Regions from separate parts of the Mus musculus genome. Here region 2 is linked to region 1. Evidence: chromatin loops called from intact Hi-C (ENCODE). Cell type or tissue: left cerebral cortex. All regions are shown on one strand. Links, peaks and the distances in the headings refer to the core of each region. The heading gives the core; the rest is flanking DNA.

Region 1 (9,228 bases), core at 1,229-9,228:
CAAAGATGACATCTGGTGTGGTTTTGTACATTTTGGCCAGCTTTTCCCGAATTTCTGTCTTTGGTACTGTTGCCTTCCCAGGATGAAGGACATCAATGACCTATAAAGAGGTGTAAGAGTCAGTACTCCTTACAAGTTAACTACATCTTCAAAAGCAGACACAAAGACCACATTTTGACTCTGATCCTTACCATCTGTTTCCTCTGAAGCAGACGGTTGGTCATGAACTTCCTGGTCCGGATGGTTACTGTGTCATTCTGCAGGTAACACACAAGTCAGTAAGATGTTAAAAATCTCGTCTTGCCTTTGCTCTGGCCTTTCAGCAATTACTAGCAATGCAGTCTAGAAAGAGGCAGGAATTGGGGACAAGCTATAAAGGAAAGAAAAGGCAAAAAAGCCCCAAAGCAGGCGACAGCGCCTCATAAACTACCATAAAACAACTCATTTTCTCTCACGTCATCCAAACTTCACTTTAGATTATGGCTATCATTTGAAGTACTACTGATTTTGTGATCTCACATATTGATTTGAGAATCCCTGATCACCTGACACTGGACACCACCAGGACTCTCTACATGCTGCAACCAATGCCTCTAGTGCTTGGAGAGAGAAGTCTCAGTGGTTCCCAGCATCTCTCAGTGGCTACCCAGACACAGGACTTCGCCAACTTCTTCCCTAATTAGAGTAAGTACCGCAGTAGCTGGCATTCAGCGAGCTTAAACAGACACGAAAATTAGCAGAGATCAACTCAAATCGGCAGCTTGCACATGGCTGCTTGCCTTCCGAGCTCGACTCGAGGAATCGGGATTAAGTCACCTCGATAGCACCATGCACGAGTCAAAGAACAGCCCGCGCGTGGCGGAAGGCTCAGTCCTCCGCCTCAGAGAAGTGGACAAGGCCACTTTTTGGCGGTCCCCGAGGCACCCAAGTTCTGCTCCACCGCTCAGTCCGCTGGCCCAAGAGCCGGAGGCGCCTTCGTCACCTTGGCCCGCCAGCGCCCGCCTCACTCGTGCCCCTGAAGCTCCACAGGGGTTTCCATAGCCGAGGCCCGGGAGCCCAAAGCCCGGCGTGTTCCGGACGGCGGTGCCGGACAGCCGCGACTCGGCGACCCCGGGCGACCGGCCTCCGTGAGGCAGGCCGGAGCAGAGTAAGTGGGCCCCGGATGGCTGCAGCTCTAGTGGGGTCCCCGAACAGGCAGGGATGGCGCGGATAAGCGACGGATAGTGCTGAGAGCCCGAGGAGACTCACCATGATGGCTACGGCGCCGGAGCTGGAGAGGAGGAAAAGAGGACCGCTCACTGCCGACCAATCATATCAACGCGCAAGGAAGGACCCCAGCGCGGGGGCGTGGCTAAGGCCTTGGGGTAGACTACAGCAATGCCTGACCGAAAGTACTTGAAGCCACGCCTCGCTAGCCCTTAGCCACGCCCCAGACCTGGGCTCTGGCTGGCCTGAATTGGATCCACTCAAATTGATGTATGGTTACACAATCGCGTGTATATTTCCCATTCCCTTCTTTTCCGTCCTGCATTTGTATTTTGTTGTTTTCTGAAACAGGAGTTCACTATATAGCCCTGGCTGCCCTGAAACTATCGCTGTAGATCACGCTGACCTCGAATTCAAGAGAACGGCCTGCTTCTGCCTCCCAGGCACGTTGGATTTGAGAAATGTGCGCTACTTCACCCAGTAAAGTTCGCTTTCAATGTCATTTGTTTAAATCGGCGGTTCTCAGCCAAAGGGTCACGACCCTTTTGCAAGGGTTGCCCAAAACCATCAGGAAACAGATATTTACATTACAAGTCAAAATCACAGCAAATTAATTACAATTAAGTAATTACAATTAAGTAGCAACGAGAATAATTTTATTTTTTAAGTATTTATTTATTTATTTTTGGGTTTTTTGAGACAGGGTTTCTCTGTGCTGTCCTGGAACTCACTCTGTAGACCAGGCTGGCCTTGAACTCAGAAATCCGCCTGCCTTTGCCTCCCAAGTGCTGGGATTAAAGGCGTGCGCCACCACTGCCCGGCAGGAATAATTTTATAGTCAAGAGTTAACACAATATGAGGAACTGTAGTAAGAGGCCGCAGCGTTAGCAAGGCTAAGAACCACTAGTTTAAATCTTAGAGGCAGGTAGTTGGTTTAAATTGTTTCCACTAAGCAGGGCCTAAGAGGTAGAGGAAGGCAGATCTCTGAGTTTGAGGCCTACAAAGAGTTTTGGGTCAATCAGGGTTGCACAGTGAGACGCTGACTCAAGAATAAAATAAAGTGCCGGGCGGGCGTGGTGGCACATGCCTTTAATCCCAGCACTCGGGAGGCAGAGGCAGGTGGATTTCTGAGTTTGAGGCCAGCCTGGCCTACAAAGTGAGTTCCAGGACAGCCAGGACTACACAGAGAAACCCTGTCTCGAGAAACCAAAAAAAAAAAAAGAATAAAATAAAGTAAAACTTGTCTCCAAAAAAGTTCATCTTGAAGGCATTTAAGAAAGCCATTGGGGTCGGGGTGGGGTGGGGGCTTTGATCAGGGCGTAAAGTAAATAAATTAATTAATGAGAAAAAAAAGGCCTTTCAGTCAGCATCCCTGCTTTACACCAGGGAAATAGCAGAAACCTTAACTACTCACCCCTATTGCATTGACGTGACACCACGAGTTGCTAGTGACTTTTTCATAAGGTTTTTCGTGTGTGAGGCTTTAGGTTCTTTAAAACCAGACCTTCGAAGCCCATGCAAGGTCTTGAAAAATCCATTGCATTGCCAAGAATGATCCTGAATTCCTGATCTTTCTGCCTTCACCTCCCAAGTGGGGCACCACACCTAGCAGTTTATTGGATTGGAAGGGAGGATTGTGGCTCTTTTGGCTTTGAGACTTTCTGAGAGTCTTTTAAAAACTTGTGAGTTTTTAAAAGACTGGTTTTTATCCAGCCAGCCTGGATGACATGGCTGGATCCTGGCTCCAGTTAAAATTTTAAAAGAACTGAGGATGTAGGTCCACTCAGTGGCGGAACACTGTCTAATATGCAAAGGCTCTGGGTACAATCTACATTGTTCAGTATGCAATGGCTCTGAGTTCAATGCCCAGCTCTGGATGGAGAAAAAAAAAAAAAAGAAAGAAACTATCTATTTGAACCAGCTGTGGTGGCATACACCTATGAATGACCACACCAATCTGTGAAGTTAAATAAGAGGATTAGCCAAGAACTTGAGGCTATCCTGGGCTACAAAGCAAGCACCAACATACCAACTAGGGTTACATAGAGAGAACCTATCTCAAAATATATTTTGGGTTTTTTTTTGTATGTGTGTGAATCTCTGATCTGACACAAAATAAGCTTTTAATATTGCCTGAACCAGAAGTTAATGCTTTGCATAAAGTGGAGCAAACATGAATTAACAGCATTATTCCAAGGGAAATACCCGAGTACAGGGCTTAGTGTGCAGAGGAGACCAACCTGCACTTCTGCCTGCACACACACAAACACACACAAGTATGTTAAGTCCCCAAAGCAGGCCCCCAAACGGCAGTGCTGACGGCACTATTTTAAAGTGATGGTCTGGACCCCACCAGACCTTGCTAGGAAACAGACTTAAAGCATTTCTCAGAAGCCCTTAACAGCTGGCTGAAGGCTCCTGGCTGTATCTGTCAGTCTCCTCCCTGCCCAACAGAGTTCTCATGCTAACCACCGGGATTTTCTGAGCTGGCCCCACTCCAGCCATATAAGTCCCTAAAACCTAGCAAGGCTTTGCTGCTGGGAGCTGTCTTCTACTGTTCTTAGTGGTGGCCTGGCAGTTGGTTTTGTTTTGTTTTGTTTTGTTTTGTTTTTGAGACAGGGTTTCTCTGTGTAGCCCTGGCTGTCCTGGAACTCACTCTGTAGACCAGGCTGGCCTCGAACTCAGAAATCCACCTGCCTCTGCCTCCCGAGTGCTGGAATTAAAGGCGTGCGCCACCACGCCCGGCTTCTGGCAGTTTTTAATAGACCGTTCTTTCTCTCCTTGGAGAGCTGAAGGGTTGGGTGGGTTTTTGTTGCATCTATTTACAAAACACACAATTCAAAACGAACCATACATATATATTACATATGCTGTGTAAGAATAAGCGTGTTTATATGTGTTTGTATATATGTTTGTACACAAGTATGTAAATAGATATGTAAATTTACTTATTTATACCAGGTGGGATGTAACTGAGCACTGAGAGTATGGAGACAGGATGGCAAATTCAGTACCCGTCGGGACTATATATGGAGAGCCTTTCTCAGGAAACAACAACAACAACAACAACACACACACACACACACACACACACACACACGCGCGCGCCGGTCCTTGTTTGATTTTTTTTTCTATTTGATGTAACTTTTTGACCTTGAGATTTAAAAAAAAAAAAACAAAACTGCGGGGCGTGGTGGCGCATGCCTTTAATCCCAGCACTCGGGAGGCAGAGGCAGGCAGATTTCTGAGTTTGAGGCCAGCCTGGTCTACAGAGCGAGTTCCAGGACAGCCAGGGCTGCACAGAGAAACCCTGCCTTGAAAAACAAAAAAACAAAAAAACAAAAAAACAAAAAACAAAAAACAAAAAACAAAAAAAAAAAACAAACAAAAAAAGCGGTCCATCCGTCTCTTCTGCTGTTTTTTTGTTTTTGTTTTTGTTTTTGAGACAGGGTTTCTCTGTGTAGCCCTGGCTGTCCTGGAACTCGCTCTGTAGACCAGGCTGGCCTCGAGCTCAGAAATCCGCCTGCCTCTGCCTCCCAAGTGCCGGGATTAAAGGCGTGCGCCACCACGCCCGGCCTCTTCTGCTGTTTTGAGAAACCCACCTGAAAAAGCCATTTTCCCCCACTGATCTGCGCGGCCTAGGTGCATTTTCGTGAAGGAGCCGCTAGATGGCGATCTAGAAGGAGGGCTCAAAGCAGCGTCTGCCAAGCCTCTCTTCATAAAGTCCGGCGGCGGAAGAGGAAGCGGCACGTGCGGCGCTCTACGGTGGCCGGGGAGGCTGCTGCAGCTTCCTTACTCCTAAATACCTAAGCACCCCGGGAAGGTGCGGCGACAGTGGTTTTTGTAGTCGCAGCTCCGAGAAGGGCGTCCGGCCAGCCGGCACCATGGTGAAGGAGCAGTTCCGCGAGACGGATGTGGCTAAGAAAATGTAAGGACGCCCCCGAAGGGGTGGGGGTGAGGTGGAGGCTGAGGTCCCGGGTCCCAGAGTGTCCCAGGAGAGGGACAGTTGTTAAGGGAGCGAAGAAAAAAGTTCCAGGATGGGATTTCAGATCCTGGGGTGGGGGGTGGGGGATCCGTGAGGTATAGCGGGGAAAGTGCAATGGACGGAACAGTGTCAGAACGGGCATTCTGGGCGAAGATGCCACCTCCTGAATCCCTGCGCTGATTACTCTCAGCGGACCTCTTCCTCTGGCACGAGGACACAGTTGTGTGCTGACTCAAGGTTGTCAGCTAGAAAGTGGCAGGCTCAGAAACCAAGCTGCTCTTCTGGGCTCTCTGTTTCAAAGCTTAATTATTAAGCCCTGGTTGTTTGATTTTTTTTTTTTTTGGCGGGGGGGGGGGAGGCTAAGGCGGATCTTTTTGCTTCTTCAACTTACATAAGAGAATGTACTGAGGACAGTGTTGTGCACTAAAGGTCCCGCAGAATGCAGTCTTTCTGCTTGGTCTGTTGTAGAGTAGACAAATCAGCCATGATTGTGGCAAATGCAACGACCAGCAGAGAGGAGACTGAGAGCACCAAGTAATGAATAAGTCTGGGCTCGGTGCAGACCAGGCTCCTTTTAAAACACGTACTGGAGGGACAAGGTAGACTGATAGACGTGAAGCAGGGGACTTACACTATGTGAGTCTTGCAAGGCGTGTCAGACTTTTGGAGTGTTTGGCCAGGACAGAGTTTGAGGCCATGGCAGGGATCTAGACTGGCAATGATGGTGACTTGAGCTGGGTCCAGGGCTCTGAGGTGGATGTGGGGACTTTGGAGAGAAGTGAACTTAAAGGGGCATAGGGCATAAAATGGAAGAGAGAAGCAGAGACAGAGGTAAGAAAAATGAGACTGGAGGAACTCTGTGTTACTGTTCACTGGGACAGGTGTCACCTGGGTGACCTCCGACTGTTCTCAGTCCACCATCTCAGTCCTTCACACGCACCCTATTCACATGAAAGGATCCTCACACAGCAGCCCAGGGATGCAGAGCCACAAGCCAATAGTTATGCCACTCAGGCCAAGGCAGGCAGTCAGGAGTTTGAAGCTAGCCCAAGCTACAGAGCAAGACCCTTCATTTCAGATGCAAACTAGATCTCTGTCACCTGGATCTTCCAGCAGCTCTTGGTAATGCTGACACTTGATTCCCTCCTAAATCCCAAGCCCTGGCCCCTGCAGGCCTTACTGGGCTCATCTTGTACCCTTAGCTGTCTGTGCCGCTTGCCTGTGATTCTCTGGTGATGCCCAGTGCCTGTGGGCCAAGGAATCTTTACCTTCTGCTTCCTATCTTCATTCTCCTATTTGCTCTGTCTGACTTAGAATTCAGCTGGAAGATCACCTTTGCAGAGAGGTGTTCTGACCAGACCCTGGTGTCCCATCAGACTGTACCATCATCCCATGTTATTTTAATTCTCTCTATCTTTTATGAACAGTTAGTGCTCCTACCCCAACTCCAAACAGATAAAGTCTTTTATTCAAAGCAGCACAGTATCTCTAGATGAACTCTTTGTCCATGTAAGTTGTTACTTGCTTGTGTTTCTTAGAAAATGGCAAAGGGGAGGAAGCCTGCACACGTTTGATCTAGATGTAACTTTTCAGATATTCTGAGTTGGAGATGCCCATGCCCAGTCAACTAGAGGTGGCTGACGTAAAGAGATTTCGAAGACGTCTATATATACAAACAAAGGGCATCCCTGGGAGGATTGTGCAATGAAGAGGAGGAAGGGTGGCACCCAGAATGGTGGGGGGGGGGGGTGTCCAATATGCAAATGATAGCAGTGGAAGAAGATACCTCAAAAGACCCAAAAGGACTAAATGAAGACAGTAAAGGAGAGTATAGGCCGGGTGGTGGTGGAGCACGCCTTTAATTCCAGCACTTGGGAGGCAGAGGCAGGCGGATTTCTGAGTTCGAGGCCAGCCTAGACTATAGGCTACACAGAGAAACCCTGCCTCAACCCTCCTCCTCCCCCCAAAAAGGAGAATATACTGAGAGGAGAGGGGCACTGAAGGTGTAGGGAACCTGAAAGCAGAGATAAGGAAGCAAGTCCAGACTGAGAAAGATAGGTTCATCACTAGCTTGCCCACCAAGGGAGTGACCTTGAGAGCAATAACGTCTCATGAGGGAAAATTGAAACTCTTTCCCGTAGGATAAAGGGTTGAAGACCCAGTTACTAAACTCTGTCTGGGTCTGGTGGAACGAGCCTGTCCAGGAGTCAGAGGGCAGGGTGGTTTTGGTTGTGTCCATGTGTGCCTAGATCCATGGGCTTTGATACCTTTCTCTGGTTTGTTCCCACTGCAGAAGCCATATCTGTTTTGGAATGAAGTCCCCTGAGGAGATGCGCCAGCAGGCACATATCCAGGTTGTCAGTAAGAACCTGTACAGCCAAGACAACAACCACGCCCCCTTGTTGTATGGAGTGCTTGACCATAGAATGGTAAGGCCCTGTCCCTCCCAGTGTTCCACAGTTGACACGTGAAATCGTTGGTCCCAGCTGGCTGTGAGTTAGGAAGATTGGGCCCCTTTCTTGTGCTCTCCACCAATGGCTGGGTGTTCTTTCCTCCAAAGGGTACGAGCGAAAAAGATCGTCCTTGTGAGACCTGTGGGAAGAACTTGGCGGACTGTCTCGGCCACTATGGCTACATTGATCTCGAGCTACCGTGCTTTCATGTCGGGTACTTCAGGGCTGTCATTGGTATCTTACAGGTGAGCGAGGGGTCAGGGACACTGGAGGGAACCCAGGAACTGTGGCTGAGGAGGGGTATATCCAGAAGTTTCTATACTGTGCCCATAGTATTGCAATCTTGCATTATGTTAAATTCCTTACAGATTCTCTAATGTTCTGTTTCCCTTGAGAAAGCAATAGCTGCAGAAGAGATGGCTTACTGGGTAAGGCGTTTGGTGCTAGTCTGAGCACCTGAGTCACTTGCCAGGTCCCGCGCTGTTGAAGGAGAGAGCTGACTCCTAATGTCCTCTGATCTTCACACATAAGCTGTAGCTCACACTGAAATAAATACATGTTAAAAGAAAAAAAAAATCTGCCCAACTGAAAGTGGTAGTTTATTCATCGCAAGCCGTGCTAAGCTAGGCGTAACATATACTGGAACCTTAGCACTCAAGAAGCAGACAAGGAGAATCTCAGGTCCAAGACCAGCTCAGGCTGTGCAATGAAACCTGTCTTAAGGTTTTAAAAATCCAGATTCCAACTGTTAAAAACTATAGGACTGGTGATGTGCACGTGTAATCACAGGGCTAGAGAGGCAGAGGCAGGAAGATTGCGAAACTGAGGCTAGCTTGAGACGTGAGTTCAAGATCAGCCTGAACTAAATAACAAAAAAAGATGGTAGGGTAGCTAGAGTTCATTGATATGCATGCCTAGCATGCCTAAGACCCGAGGTTCAATCAAACACTGTACAAAAATAATAACAGTTCCAACACAGAAGACACAAAGAAGAATACAGCAACAAAATCCTGCCATCTGGCCTTGAGCACCGACAACATCCTGGGAACACGGGCTGCCATGATGAGTAGATCTTAGTTTGTGATAATCCATTCCATGTACACAACAAAGCAGAGACATTTAGTAGTAGTGTTTATTTATTTTGTGTGTGTATATATGTCTGTGTGTGTATATGTATATATATTTGTGGGGGGAGCCACTCAATGGGGGTCAGAGGATAACTCGCAGGAGTCAGTTTTCTCCTTCTACCTTGTGGCTCCCAGGAATTGGACTTAGGTCATCAGGTTTGGCAGCAAGCACCTCACCCAGTGATCTATCTCAGTAGCTCCAGAGGTGACATTTTAAAGAGGAAGGATTTTTTTTTAGCCTCTTATCTTTGTCTCCATTCTGCTTAACCTTTGAAAGATGATCTGCAAAACCTGCTGCCACATTATGCTGTCCCAGGAAGAGAAGCAGCAGTTTCTAGATTTTCTGAAGAGGCCTGGCCTAACCTACCTGCAGAAGCGAGGCCTGAAGAAGAAGATCTCAGATAAATGCCGGAAGAAAAGCACTTGTCACTACTGTGGTGCCTTTAATGGTGAGGGG
Region 2 (9,228 bases), core at 652-8,651, 180 kb after region 1:
TTCAACACACCACTTTCATCAATGGACAGATCATGGAAACAGAAACTAAACAGGGACACAGTGAAACTAACAGAAGTTATAAAACAAATGGATCTAACAGATATCTACAGAACATTTTATCCTAAAACAAAAGGATATACCTTCTTCTCAGCACCTCATGGTACCTTCTCCAAAATTGACCACATAATTGGACACAAAACAAGCCTCAACAGATACAAAAATATTGAAATCATCCCATGCATCCTATCAGATCACCATGGACTAAGGCGATCTTCAATAACAAAATAAATAATAGAAAGCCAACATTCATGTGGAAACTGAACAACACTCTCCTCAATGATACATTGGTCAAGGAAGGAATAAAGAAAGAAATTAAGGACTTTTTGGAGTTTAATGAAAATGAAGCCACAACATACCCAAACTGATGGGACACAATGAAAGCATTTCTAAGAGGAAAACTCATAGCTCTGAGTGCCTCCAAAAAGAAACTAGAGAGAGCACACATTAGCAGCTTGACAACACACCTAAAAGCTTTAGAACAAAAGGAAGCAAATTCACCCAAGAGGAGTAGACGGCAGGAAATAATCAAACTCACAGGCGAAATCAACCAAGTGGAAACAAGAAGAACTATTCAAAGAATCAACCAAATGAGGAGCTGGTTCTTTGAGAAAATCAACAAGATAGACAAACCCTTACCAGACTCACTAGAGGGCACAGGGAAAGCATTCTAATTAACAAAATTAGAAATGAAAAGGGAGACATAACAACAGATCCTAAAGAAATCCAAAACACCATCAGATCCTTCTACAAACGGCTATACTCAACAAAACTGGAGAACCTGGATGAAATGGACAAGTTTCTAGACAGATACTAGGTACCAAAGTTAAATCAAGATCAGGTTAATGATCTAAACAGTCCTATATCCCCTAAAGAAATAGAAGCAGTCATTAATAGTCTCCCAACCAAAAAAAAAAAAAGCCCAGGACCAGATGGGTTTAGTGCAGAGTTCTATCAGACCTTCAAAGAAGATCTAATCCAGGTTCTTCACAAACTATTCCACAAAATAGAAGTAGAAGGTACTCTACCCAACTCATTCTATGAAGCCACAATTACTCTGATACCTAAACCACAAAAAGACCCAACAAAGATAGAGAAATTCAGACCAATTTCCCTCATGAATATCGATGCAAAAATCCTCAATAAAGTTCTCGCTAACGGAATCCAAGAACACATCAAAACAATCATCCATCCTGACCAAGTAGGTTTCATCCCAGGGATGCAGGGATGGTTTAATATACGGAAATCCATCAATGTAATCCAGTATATAAACAAACTCAAAGACAAAAACCACACAATCATCTCATTAGATGCTGAGAAAGCATTTGACAAAATCCAACACCCATTCATGATAAAAGTCTTGGAAAGATCAGGAATTCAAGGCCCATACCTAAACATGATAAAAGCAATCTACAGCAAACCAGTAGCCAACATCAAACTAAATGGAGAGAAACACAAAGCAATCCCACTAAAATCAGGGACTAGACAAGGCTGCCCACTTTCTCCCTACCTATTCAACATAGTACTTGAAGTCCTAGCCAGAGCAATTCGACAACAAAAGGAGATCAAGGGGATACAAATTGGAAAAGATGAAGTCAAAATATCACTATTTGCAGATGATATGTTAGTATATATAAGTGACCCTAAAAATTCCACCAGAGAACTCCTAAACCTGATAAACAGTTTCAGTGCAGTAGCTGGATATAAAATTATCTCAAACAAATCAATGGCCTTTCTCTACACAAAGAATAAACAGGCTGGGAAAGAAATTAGGGAAACAACACCCTTCTCAATAGTCACAAATAATATAAAATACCTTGGTGTGACTCTAACTAAGGAAGTGAAAGATCTGTATGATAAGAACTTCAAGTGTCTGAAGAAAGAATTTATAGAAGATCAGAAGATGGAAAGATCTCCCATGCTCATGGATTGGCAGGATCAATATAGTAAAAATGGCTATCTTGCCAAAAGCAATCTACAGATTCAATGTAATCCCCATCAAAATTCCAATTCAATTCTTCAACGAATTAGAAAGGGCAATCGGCAAATTCATCTGGAATAATAAAAAACCTAGAATAGCAAAAACTTTTCTCAAGGATAAAAGAACCTCTGGTGGAATCACCATGCCTGACCTAAAGCTGTACTACAGAGCAATTGTGTTAAAAACTGCATGGTACTGGTATAGCGACAGACAAGTAGACCAATGGAATAAAATTGAAGACCCAGAAATGAACCCACACACCTATGGTCACTTGATCTTTGACAAGGGAGCAAAAACCATCCAGTGGAAAAAAGACAGCATCTTCAACAAATGGTGCTGGCACACCTGGCGGTTTTCATGTAGAAGAATGCGAATTGATCCATTCCTATCTCCTTGTACTAAGGTCAAATCTAAGTGGATTAGGGACTCCACATAAAACCAGAGACACTGAAACTTATAGAGGAGAAAGTAGGGGAAACCCTCGAAGATATGGGCACAGGGGAAAAATTCCTGAATAGAACAGCAATGGCTTGTGCTGTAAGATCGAGAATTGACAAATGGGTCCTCATGAAACTGCAAAGCTTATGCAAAGCAAAAGACACCGTCAATAAGACAAAAAGGCCACCAAAAGATTGGGAAAGGATCTTTACCTATCCTAAATCAGATAGGGGACTAATATCCAATATATATAAAGAACTCAAGAAGGTGGGCTACAGAAAATCAAATAACCCTATTAAAAAATGGGGCTCAGAACTAAACAAAGAATTCTCACCTGAGGAATACCAAATGGCTGAGAAGCACCTGAAAAAATGTTCAGCATCCTTAATCATCAGAGAAATGCAAATCAAAACAACCCTGAGATTCTACCTCACACCAGTCAGAATGGCTAAGATCAAAAATTCAGGTGACAGCAGATGCTGGCGTGGATGTGGAGAAAGAGGAACACTCCTCCATTGTTGGTGGGATTGCAAGCTTGTACAACCACTCTGGAAATTAGTCTGGCAGTTCCTCAGAAAACTGGATATAGTACTACCGGAGGATCCCACAATACCTCTCCTGGGCATATATCCAGAAGATGTCCAACCAGTAAGAAGGACACATGCTCCACTATGTTCATAGCAGCCTTATTTATAATAGCCAGAAGCTGGAAAGAACCCAGATGCCCCTCAACAGAGGAATGGATACAGAAAATGTGGTACATTTATATAATGGAGTACTACTCAGCTATTAAAAAAATGAATTTATGAAATTCCTAGGCAAATGGATGGACCTGAAGGGTATCATCCTGAATGAGGTAACTCAATCACAAAGGAACTCACACAATATGTACTCACTGGTAAGTGGATATTAGCCCAGAAACTTAGGATACCCAAGATATAAGATACAATTTGCTAAACGCATGAAACTCAAGAAGAAAGAAGACCAAAGTGTGGACACTTTGCCCCTTCTTAGAATTGGGAACAAAACACCCATGGAAGGAGTTACAAAGTTTGGAGCTGTGTCAAAAGGATGGACCATCTAGAGCCTGCCATATCCAGGGTCCCATCCCATAATCAGCTTCCAAACGCTACACCATTGCATATACTAGCAAGATTTTGTTGAAAGGACCTAGATATAGCTGTCTCTTGTGAGACTATGCCGGGGCCTAGCAAACACAGAAGTGGATGCTCACAGTCAGCTAATGGATGGATCACAGGGCCCCCAATGGAGGAGCTAGAGAAAGTACCCAAGGAGCTCAAGGGATCTGCAACCCTATAGGTGGAACAACATTATGAACTAACCAGTACCCCAGAGCTCTTGACTCTAGCTGCATATGTATCAAAAGATGGCCTAGTTGGCCATCACTGGAAAGAGAGGCCCATTGGACACGCAAACTTTATATGCCCCAGTACAGGGGAAAGCCAGGGCCAAAAAGTGGTAGTGGGTGGGTAGGGGAATGGGTGGGAGGGTATGGGGGACTTTTGGGATAGCATTGGAAATGTAAATGAGGAAAATACCTAATAAAAAAGTATAAAAGGAAGAGAGAAAGAAAGAAAGAAAGAAAGAAAGAAAGAAAGAAAGAAAGAAAGAAAGAAAGAAAGAGAGAAAGAAAGGAAGGAAGAAAGAAAGGAAGGAAGAAAGAAAGAAAGAAAGTCGGTCCTAGTCAATAAACCATAAAACAACCACCTGGAAAAAACACTTCCTCAGCACACTCTGAGACCTACCATGGCAGAAGGGCAGCTTCCACTGTCCCTCTTGTGTTCCAGTCTTGCTCTCCACAGAAACATGTGGCCACTGATGCAGACTCTGTGCACCATGGCTGCTCTCCAGCTTCCTCCCAACACTGCTTAGATGAAGGTACTTTTGTTTCAAGAAGGATTCGTTATCCTACCCTATCATCAATGAATATAATCTCATCTCTTCACCAGATGTGCCTAAACTACATTTCATCCCAGATGAAAACTGAGAGATCTGCTCCAAAATTGAAAATAATTGATGCTCAACTCATAGAAAGCAGTGGCAACATCAGATGTCTGCATAAATGTCTGGCAGTCTAAGAATCCTAGCATATCTACCCCATGGACCTGTCCGGGCACATCTCCAGACACCTCTTCAGTTAGTTGGAGGTGACCAACCCAACTAAAACTACATGTGCTCATCATCTCTAACAGGGTATCTGGCTCCCTCTTCTGGCCACTAAGGGAGTTGCATGCAGAGGGACCACAGACAAGTCAGCCAATTCACCAAAAATAAAAATGTTTTTCCCTTCTTTCTCCAGCCCCACTCATTCCAGCCCTGCTTGCCCCAACGCAAAGATTGACTGACTGACTGACTGACTGACTGATTGATTGATTGATTGATTGATTATATGGAAGTACACTGTAGCGGTCTTCAGACACACCAGAAGAGGGTGTCAAATTCCACTATAGATGGTTGCGAGTCACCATGTGGTTACTGGGATATGAACTCAGGACCTCTGGAAGAACAGTCAGTGCTCTTAACCACTGAGCCATCTCTGCAGCCCTAAATAATGTTGTTGTTGTTGTTGGTTTTTTGTTTTGTTTTGTTTTGTTTTTAAGAAAACACACAAATGTATGGGTAAGGTCAACAACATCTGTAAAAAGCTACTTCACAACATGACTTGGAAGGATTATATCTGTTGTGTCATTATCACTGATGCTGATTTCAAGAAAAACTGAGGCTCATAGCTCTGTATTTCCTGATTTCTTTTATACTCCTTTGAATGTTCAGATTTCTTGAGAAACTGTAGAGCAATAAGAGTGTATTTATCAATAATTTCTTCCACAGGGTTAATAATGAATGTGTGTTATAGAGTATTATCTTTTATGGGCAGCAAAATACATGACAGCAGGGATATAGTATGGTAGTGATTATCTTACACGCGTTCGCGACCGGCCAGGAAAGAAGCAACAAACCGGAATCTTCTGCGGCAAAGCTTTATTGCTTATATCTTCAGGAGCAAGAGAGGAAGAGCGCGGCAGAGAGAGGCAGAGAGGAAGAGAGAGAGAGAGAGAAGCAGAGAGAGGGGCAGAGAGAGAGAGAGAGGCAGAGAGCAGAGGAAGAGAGCAGAGAAAAAGACGAAGAGACGAAGAAGAGAGGGAGTGCCAGGACCCCATACCCTTTTAAGGAGAATTATCCTCCATCTAGGACGTGTCACTCCCTGATTGGCTGCAGCCCATCAGCCCAGTTGTCATCATGAGAAAGGCAGAGCACATGGCAGGAAAACTGCCCCTGCACATGTGCAGATTATTTACTACTTAGAACACAGCTGTCAGCGCCATCTTGTAATGGCAAATGTGAGTGCAGCTCCCCACAGTGATTACATCATAAAGTGTGGCTCCATGAAGTAAAGCATACCCACATACAAGATGACATCTGCCTGTGTGGCCAGGCTGGTTGGGAATTCACTGTGTAGCCCACACTACCTGGAACTTACAAAGATCCATCTCTGCCTTTAAGTTCTAGGGTTACAGGAGTGAGAAAGCACCCTTGAATATAGATGACAGTCTCCAAAGTGAAGAGTTACAAAAGTTTATTATTCATAAAACATTCTCTTAATGGGCATTAAAAACAGAAGTCAGTATAAACAGTGAATGATGCTAGCAATTTTTGAAAAATAATAAGAACAAATAGCATATCAATAAGAAAACCAAAACATCTAAGAGCAAAACTCCAAACAGAAAACCAAACACAAAATTATGCTAAGCACCATTCTCTCACTACAGATTTAGCATCACAAACCTACAGCTTATCTCTGGTCTTGGACACAGTGACAGGGTAGTCACCTCAGTTCTCTCAAGGGGAGTTGTTAGAAAATCAAAGGGAAGCAGACCCAGAAGAAGGCTGGTGGCTCATGGGCTCCATAAAATCAGGGCCTATTCACACTGAGGAAATACACTATGTTAAAGCAAACCCACCCAAGGGATCCTGTGGTTTCTGGGGATGGGGCTCAGCAGGGGGCTCCTGATGTAGCAGGTCTTTCTGCAGGACTCTCTCTTCCTGGGCTATGGCCAGTTCCATCTCTTGCTGCAATTTATCAAACCTGGGAGAGGAAGGAAATTAAGTCACTGGCTTGATAGAGACCTGCCATGATAGCTGTCAGGCTGCTACCTCCCACCACCTCAACTGTACTGGTCACTCAACATGGATCGTTACCCTGAAGCCATTGTTTATAGCCCAACGAATAACACTCACACAGTAGCTTGGAGTATTCTTGGCCTTACACACAGGTCAGAATCTGATCGAGGTACTGTATGTTCTCTGTTCTACTAGAAACTAAAGGACTTTCTCTTGCACTCCGGGGCATCACTTTGTAAAGATAGCCTACCATCCTCAACAGCATATTCGTGATAATACAAGTTATTTATGGTGAGTTAGTGATGGATCGCAGCATTATACAGAAGGACATACTATAGTCTTGCAGCCTTGGCACCTGAGCAAGGTCATGACGATAGCTCAGTCAAGCACTCAGAAGGTACCAGGCACCCAAGCAACATGCATGCTTGAGCCTGTGAGGCAGGAGCAGTGTTTATTTCTCCAGTGGTGTCTCTGAGAACTACGGCCCAGCACAGGCTCCTGAACCAAAGCTGACATTCCTCAGAACAAGAGCTGGGAAACTGCATCCTGGCTCTATATGGGAGTCTGTGGTAGGACACGTCCGTGAAAGATCTGAACAACCCAACAGCAGAGGCATCGCGTGGGTTCATCCTAGAAACTGCTTGACCTATTGTATCCAGAGAAATCTTATCACAGAAATGGTTAATCACTGGAAAAAGCAGTGTTAAAGGAGTGGAAGCTGTTCTCTACAGGAGATGTTCCTAACTAAAATGTAATTTCAGCCAGGGATGGAGGTGTACACTTGAGATTTCATGACTTGGGGAGGTGAAGCGTGCAGATCTATGTGAGTTCAAGAACAGCCTGCTCAGAACATCCTAGAGATCACAGAAGGCCGTCACAATGGCCTGCACACAGAGACTATTAATCATCTGGTATCCTGGACAGAAGTTCTTACTGCCTAGAACACCAAAACACATCGAGTTATGCTTTTCCTGGCAGTGGTTCTTAGTCGTGCTAATAATCAGAAGCCCATATAAGAGAGAGATCCCAGGTACAGAGGACCCAGGCGGCTCTACCCTCTCCTTCCAGCCTGGGATCCTACCTCATTTGCAGGACCTCAAATTGGTACTTCAGCTTTTCTGCCAACTCCCTTTGCTTGATGGCCATATTCTTCTTCTTCAGCATGTACTGCAGCTTTTCCTCCATCCTTTCCATGTGCTGTTCATTAGAAGATGGTGTTATACACGGGCATGCATAGACTTTCTTATAAGAGCACACACACACACACACACACACACACACACACACACACACACAGAGAGAGAGAGAGAGAGAGAGAGAGAGAGAGAGAGAAAGAGAGAGAGAGAGAGAGAGAGTATCCCAAGAGATCCTGGTCACCCAGGCAAGCCAGAAGCTTCCCCAGCAAGCTTCAGGAGAAGTAATAATTTCTCTGTTTCAAGGAAAGAATGAGAAGAAAATGGTCCTTTGTTCTCCTCTAGCCAGCCTATTCATCCAAGAAGCATTACACATACACACACACACACACACACACACACACACACACACACACACAGAGAGAGAGAGAGAGAGAGAGAGAGAGAGAGAGAGAGAGAGAGAGAATATGAATGAATGAATTTAGGAAAAAGCAACCTCATTTTCAATGAGCATGGACGTTTAGATTACGCACACCAGTTCTTTCAGAGGAGGTTCAGAACTTTGCTGTCCAGCACATGGGGGCGTGCTGTGCTCAACCAGACTATACTGAAGTAAAGAGAACCTTTCTCCCTTGATTTCCCAAGCAGCCCAAAGCCCCTTAAAGGTTTTTCCCACATCCCTGGTCATGTAGTCAGGTCCAGACTGGAAGCTCTGGGAAGGGAAAACTGTCCTGTAACACTCACAGAGAAGAGAGCTGAAAGGTTGCTCCTTGGGCTTCTGTCAGTGTGAACCAAGAATTGAGCAAATAGAAGACACAATGAGAAGCATTCATTTGACATTTGCACTAGGCTCTTCATGCACGCTGCTTCCAACTTGTGCTGTCCCATGACCCATGCCATAGAGATGAGTCACAGGATGCAGAACCCAGTCAAAGCTCTGTGTATAGCACCCTGCCAATCATGAGGACATGTACATGTGGACATGCTATTCACTCATGTCCCTACATGGACTTCAGTTTCAAGCAGGGCAGCAGGGATTGCTTACCTATAACTTATTTTCTCACAAGACACTAACAAAGAATACTTGTGCATACACAGAGGAAAAAAAAACAATCACATTACCCGTGGTGGGTGGCTTGTTGGAAATGTGGATTACAAAGGTGATAGGTGGATTATAAAAGGGATTATAAAGCAGAGATGGATGGATAAACAGAAAGGTAGTCCAACGGGCAAATGGGGCTACGCATTACCCTAAGTAATGTTCCTACCTTTTGGTGCTGGGTCTGGAGGTCACTGTCCTCCTCCTGTTGCTTCTTATAGATTGGTTTCAAGTCCTCCACGTGATGCTGTAGTAGGGCACAATCCCCCTGCATTTCCTTGTTTTCCTGACTCAGCATTTCCAGCTTCTTCTTCAACTGATTCAGCTCTGTCAGGAAGCAGCTGTACAGGTGGCTGAAAACAACATCTGCATAGTACGTC

What was found. Peaks named below come from ENCODE experiments on the same cell type or tissue, not always from the same donor. Only the 100,000 strongest peaks of a DNase experiment are listed, where the experiment ranks them.
Region 2: a loop joins it to region 1, with 6 times the contacts of the local background. A loop is called at or near these places in 5 of 42 quality-filtered maps.

Annotation. Positions count from the first base shown.
Region 1 is chr14:24,482,779-24,492,006 of GRCm38, reverse strand. Polr3a (polymerase (RNA) III (DNA directed) polypeptide A) reads left to right here and starts at 4,949. Exons shown (of 31, transcript NM_001081247.2): 1 at 4,949-5,134; 2 at 7,485-7,620; 3 at 7,752-7,889; 4 at 9,049-9,220. The coding sequence starts at 5,091. Rps24 (ribosomal protein S24) reads right to left here and starts at 1,329. Exons shown (of 6, transcript NM_011297.3): 1 at 1,249-1,329; 2 at 192-257; 3 at 1-100. The coding sequence starts at 1,251. In left cerebral cortex, for the core only: a CTCF peak has its summit at 4,875 (motif pointing right); DNase peaks (open chromatin) are centred at 1,350 and 4,953; H3K4me3 peaks cover 1,770 bases; H3K27ac peaks cover 998 bases.
Region 2 is chr14:24,306,787-24,316,014 of GRCm38, reverse strand. E330034G19Rik (RIKEN cDNA E330034G19 gene) reads right to left here. Exons shown (of 7, transcript NM_001379547.1): 5 at 9,018-9,201; 6 at 7,698-7,813; 7 at 6,055-6,581. The coding sequence ends at 6,437. Among named protein-coding and RNA genes, the nearest start is that of E330034G19Rik, 18 kb to the right of the region's middle. In left cerebral cortex, for the core only: a CTCF peak has its summit at 4,715 (motif pointing left); a DNase peak (open chromatin) is centred at 4,704.